2 separate regions of the Homo sapiens genome follow, and region 1 is linked to region 2. The links are chromatin loops, found by intact Hi-C in ENCODE. Cell type or tissue: B cell. All regions are shown on one strand.

Region 1 (2,500 bases), 580 kb before region 2:
CCCCTCCAAGGCTTTCTCTATCCTACTGTGAAAAGAGATAACAACACTTATCTTTCCCAGTTACTGTAAGGTTTAGAAATAATGTATCTAAAGCACCTAATAAGCACACAGTCTCCTTAAATTAACATTAATTGAATCTCTCAGGTCAGAGCTGTCCTTATCAAACAATCACAATTAGGGACTGACTGGCAACGAGAAAGGAGGGAGAAAAATCACAGGGAAAATGGAACATGAGGAATGGAAGGGGAAAAAAATCATTCCTCAAAGTCTCCTTCAATGAACTACCGCCTCTTCAATGAAGCCTTCCCTCTCCTCTCCTTGCATTCCCATAGCACTTAATCACATTGAAATAGGTCCTTAGCTCTGAGAATGAATGAGATGCCAGGCACGGTGGCTCACGCCTGTAATCCCAGCACTTTGGGAGGTCGAGGTGGGCAGATCACCCGAGGTCAGGAATTCGAGACCAGCCTGGCCAACACGGTGAGACCCTCGTCTCTACTAAAAATACAAAATTAGGTGGGCGTGGTGGCGCATGCCTGTAATCCCAGCTACTCAGGAGGCAAGGCTGGAGAATCGCTTGAAACCGGGATGCTGAGGTTGCAGTGAGCTGAGATTGTGCCATTGCACTCCAGCCTGGGCGACCAGAGCGAAACTCCGCCTCAAAAACACAAACAACAACAAAAACAGAAAGAGAAGCAATGTCTCACTCCCACGTAATGCAAACCTCTGAGGATGCCAAATGCCCTAGCCCTACAACCCTGATCCAAGAGCAATGTACACAGGTAGCAGCACATTTCTTAACACCAATGCTACCCGTAAAGTACCTCTGGTGAGGATTAGCGGGAGGGTTTTTCCGCATAAAGACCTGCCACCTGAAGGTTAGACTCAGAACAGAGGAAGAAAACTGAGTCCTGAAGATAGAACGCAAAGGAAGTCTCTAACTTTAGAGTCCCTGGAGTCACAGCAGGCAGGCAGGCGCACCGCCGATACTGCCAAGAGGACCAGAGTTCGCAACTCCCCGCAGCAGTTCCGGAAGCTGGGGACGAAGCCAAGGAGAGAGGACGTGGGCAGGGCCGTGCGCGGACTTGTCCCGGCGCCTAGATCCCCGCCTTTGCCCGGGCGCACTGCGCGCGCGGCCCCCGCCGCTTTTGTCTTCTTCGCCCGACCGGGAACTTCCTCTGTCCCGCCCTCGGGCGCGCACACGGGAACTTGGGTAGGAAACGGAAAGCGTTTTGTGCATTTTTTTTTTAACAGAGTAAACTGACGCAGAAAATTCAGCATCTAACCTCCCCAGGACCCCCTATGGTCACCAGTTACCAACCTCCGGGCTGTCCCGGGCGGCGGCGACGGCAACGTTCACGCGCGCCGCGAGTTCCCAACACCCCTCTTTCGGCACTTCCGAGTCCCAGCGACATCGGCGGCGGCTGCGGGCTTCCCCGGGACGCCACCCTCTTTCCCCCGGAGCTGCCCTTTGGAGGAGCAGCGCAGCGCGCGTCCTCCGAGCACGCCCCTGCCGCCGTGCCCGCGCGCCCTCCGCGCCCGGACTCGGGAACCCGCGGCGCTCTCCGGGCGATGGCGAGCAGGCCGTGCTGCTGCAGGGGGCGGGCCAGAGCGCGGCCTGCGTTTCTGAACCGCGTTTGCCCCGCCGGCGGCCCGGGGCCCCTAGCCCCGCTCACCCCTCGGCTGTTGGTTCCCACTGACCCTGGCGTGCATATCTCTCCCCCACCCGTGTGTTCATTGCAGGTCTGGGGCTGCCTGCAAGTTAATTGCAGAGTGGAAGTCACCTGAAACTCGAGGTGGGCCGTCATTCCAACACCAGTGGTCCCCACCTACGTTTTGTAGGCGAAAGGAGGTAGTTCGGTGCGGTGGAAAGAGGGTGGGCTTTGCAGCCCTGGCAGCTTCGAGGGCTTACTGTGTGAACTTAGCCCCTGTGAGCCTCCCTGTACACCTCTGTAAAACAGAAATAGACTTCCCTGCTTTTCTTTGTAAATTAGAGTGAAGATCAAATAGAATAAACTTTATGAATTGTAAAGCAACTTACAGAGATCACTACTGCAAAATGGGTACGAAGATTTTGATTGCGTTGTGAAAAGAGTGGAAGATCTGAAGATGCTCCAACGGGGTATAATTGGGACGATGTTGCTGCTCGGAGGCCTCCAAGCCTGAGCCAAGAGACAGGCTTGCCAGAGTTCTCCAGACTTATCTCAGCAGAATCACGTGGCTCTCATTAAAACCTCGGGCTTCTGGATCCCTCCCCAAACCAAAAGCATCAGACTGTCCATGGCAGGGGCGTCTCAGGTGGTTCTATGATAAGGTGAAGGTGGATAACTCTGCCCTAGGCAGCAGGGAAACTCGGAAGCTGTGCTCTCAGAAATTTCATCTAGCAGTCATTGTAATGGTCGAGAGGATTATTTTAATGATTTTAGAATTCTCCAGGAAACCAGAGTATGAACTCTCCAAGAGCTGGAGCTATCTTTTCTTTCTGCTTCCCCCCAACCCA
Region 2 (2,500 bases):
AGTTAATATTCAGTAGAATAGTTCCTAAATATAGTAAATACTATGGAAGTGTTTGGTAACACAATAAAGTAAAAATAAAAATATTCCAATGTTGCAGTGAAACTCGTTTTAGTTTGCATGATATAATTAGGAATTTTATTCATGTGGAAATTATATAGAGGAATTTAATTTTATTTAATTATATGGAGATTTTTGTCATTTCTAATTTTTAGCTTTTACAGATAATGCTGCCAATGGGTATCTTCATGCATGCATTTATTTGTTTTTCTTCTTTTAAAATACTTTCTTTAGGATAAAACCTTGGAGTGGGTTTGCTGGAGAAGTTTAGTGAAGAAGTAGGTTAGTTCTGAGAGCAAAGATTTCCAGGAAGTGGGTGGGAGGGAATCAAGCTGGGCTTTAGGGCATGGTGGAGATGGCAGGGTCAGTAGAGCTGGAAGGCTCTCTCACCAGCTTGAGAGCTCAGTGCATTGGGTGTCAGCAGGGGGCAAAAACAGCGTGGTGTAGGGCAACAGGCAATGACTGGAATCCAGTGAGCTGACTTTTAGATCCGTCTCCGCCTCTCTGTTGAAATGCAAGGCTGTTTTGCCCCTGTGGGTCTCCGTTTCTTCTAAAGCCTTTCCCAGTATGAGGGTCTATGAGTTCTTTATTTCTTAAACATTAAATACCTTCTAAATGCCTAAAATTGCACTCAGTACTAGAGATGCAACAATGAGTACAATATAGTCAGTATCTTCTCTTAGTTACAGACACACAAGGCAATTTTCAGGTAAATTTAAAAAGTGTGATAAACTCAAGTGATAAACAAATACAGAAAACTGTAGAGGCATGGGATAGAGGTGGGAGCTCACTTGCCCCAGCCTTGAGAGGTGGACCGGGTGGAAGGGAAGGAAGTTTTCCTGGAGGAGGTAATGGTTGGGCCTAACCTTAAAGGAGGCCCAGGAGTTAACCATGCAATGGGGAGAGTGAAGAGCGCTCAGGGCAGAGGAGATGGCATGGCCAACACACAGTGGGATCATCAGGGTGCTTCAGAGGACTGGCAGTTCTTTGTCCTTGGGGAATCAAAAGCAAGGCAGGTGGCCCGAGATGTGGCTGGAGAGGCAGCCAAGGTCGTTGTACATCACTTTAAAGCGTTTGGGTTTTCGACAGACCATTTTACCCAAGAGTGGCTTCGAAAATGTGCCAGCTTCCACTCAAGGCCAATCATCTGTCCTGATTTTCCCATATCTTGACAGCGCTTTCCCCGCGAGGTTCAGAGCACCTTGTTTTTGAGGGTGACCACTAGCTGTCGCTATTGAACAGGTCTAGTTCCCCACGGCTCAATGCCAAACGTAGGCCCCAGCAGCCGGGCGGAGTTACCGGACGCCGGAGTCCAGCCCCGCCTCTAGGTCAGTTCAGGGCCCTAAGCGATGACTCACTGGTAGGCACGCTGGTGTGCAGGTGGTGGCCGCCCTGGGGTAGAACCTGATACGCACTGGGCAAGGAGATTGCGTGAAGCGTGGTACACCACCACATTCAGCCACGGGGTGGCGCTGCCACCCTGACGGCCCAAAGGGAGGCCGGCGAAGAGGCAAAGTCTTTCCTTAGGACAGCCTTGCTCTTTTGTGGTCCACGGTACTGTTCAAGGACGGTGTGAGGGAGCCCCTGACGCACACCACCCCAGCGGTCCCGGGGCAGCGAGTCGCTCAGCAGAGAGATGCTCGAACGCTCTGTCATTGTGTCCCTTGGGCCTCAGCCCCTCATTGTTAAGGGTCTTTTGGGCCAGTCCCCAGTTTCCACCCTCTGATTCCAGGTTATGCGGTGTACCAATGTGTCCTCCCCTAGGGTTGCTGTTTCCTATCATCCTTCCCAGAAAGCCTCCCCAAATCAGCCAGTGCTCATCTGGTACTTTTCCATCTTTTAAAAATTGATTTTTTGATATGCAGTCATGCATAGCATAATGATGTTTTGGTCAATGATGGACCGTATATACGATAGTGGTCCTATAAGATTATAATATTGTATTTTTACTCTACATTTTCTATGCTTAGATATGTTTAGATACACAAATATTTGCCATTGTGTTACAATTGCCTGCAGTATTCAGTATGGTAACATGTTGCACAGGTTTGTAGCCGAGGAGCGGAAGGTATACCATGCAGCCTAGGTGTGTGGTAGGTTCTATCAGCTAGGTATGTGTAAATACACTCTATGATGTTGGAACAATGATGGAGTCAACTGTGATGCATTTCTCCGGTCTTATCCCCGTTGTTAAGCCATGCATGACTGTACATTTACATAGTGAAATAATGGCTACAGTCAAGCAAGTTAACATATTCATCATCTCACATAGTCACCTTTTTTTTTTATTGTGGTAAAAGTACGTAAAATCTACTCTGTTATTTCCAGTATATGATGCAATACTATTAACTATAGTCCTCGTGATGTTTCAGGAGTTAAAGATATGCCATTCTGGCATATTGACTATTTGAGTTAAGGGCACTTAAAAAACAGCAAGTGCAAG

Evidence for each region. Hi-C counts contacts between places; a loop is a spot of excess contacts. Peaks named below come from ENCODE experiments on the same cell type or tissue, not always from the same donor. Only the 100,000 strongest peaks of a DNase experiment are listed, where the experiment ranks them.
Region 1: a loop joins it to region 2, with 7 times the contacts of the local background. A loop is called at or near these places in 3 of 110 quality-filtered maps.

The regions. Positions count from the first base shown.
Region 1 is chr1:210,327,926-210,330,425 of GRCh38, reverse strand. It overlaps HHAT (hedgehog acyltransferase), which reads right to left and starts at 1,524. Exons shown (of 12, transcript NM_018194.6): 1 at 1,322-1,524. RefSeq lists enhancers at 948-1,307, 2,182-2,351 and a silencer at 1,468-1,717. In B cell, no CTCF peak of the experiment used is centred here; a DNase peak (open chromatin) is centred at 1,445; H3K4me3 peaks cover 1,674 bases; H3K27ac peaks cover 1,545 bases.
Region 2 is chr1:209,746,813-209,749,312 of GRCh38, reverse strand. No RefSeq gene overlaps it. Among named protein-coding and RNA genes, the nearest start is that of HSD11B1-AS1, 5.5 kb to the right of the region's middle. RefSeq lists an enhancer at 1,091-1,180. In B cell, CTCF peaks have their summits at 1,301 and 1,502 (motif pointing right); a DNase peak (open chromatin) is centred at 1,352; H3K4me3 peaks cover 543 bases; H3K27ac peaks cover 782 bases.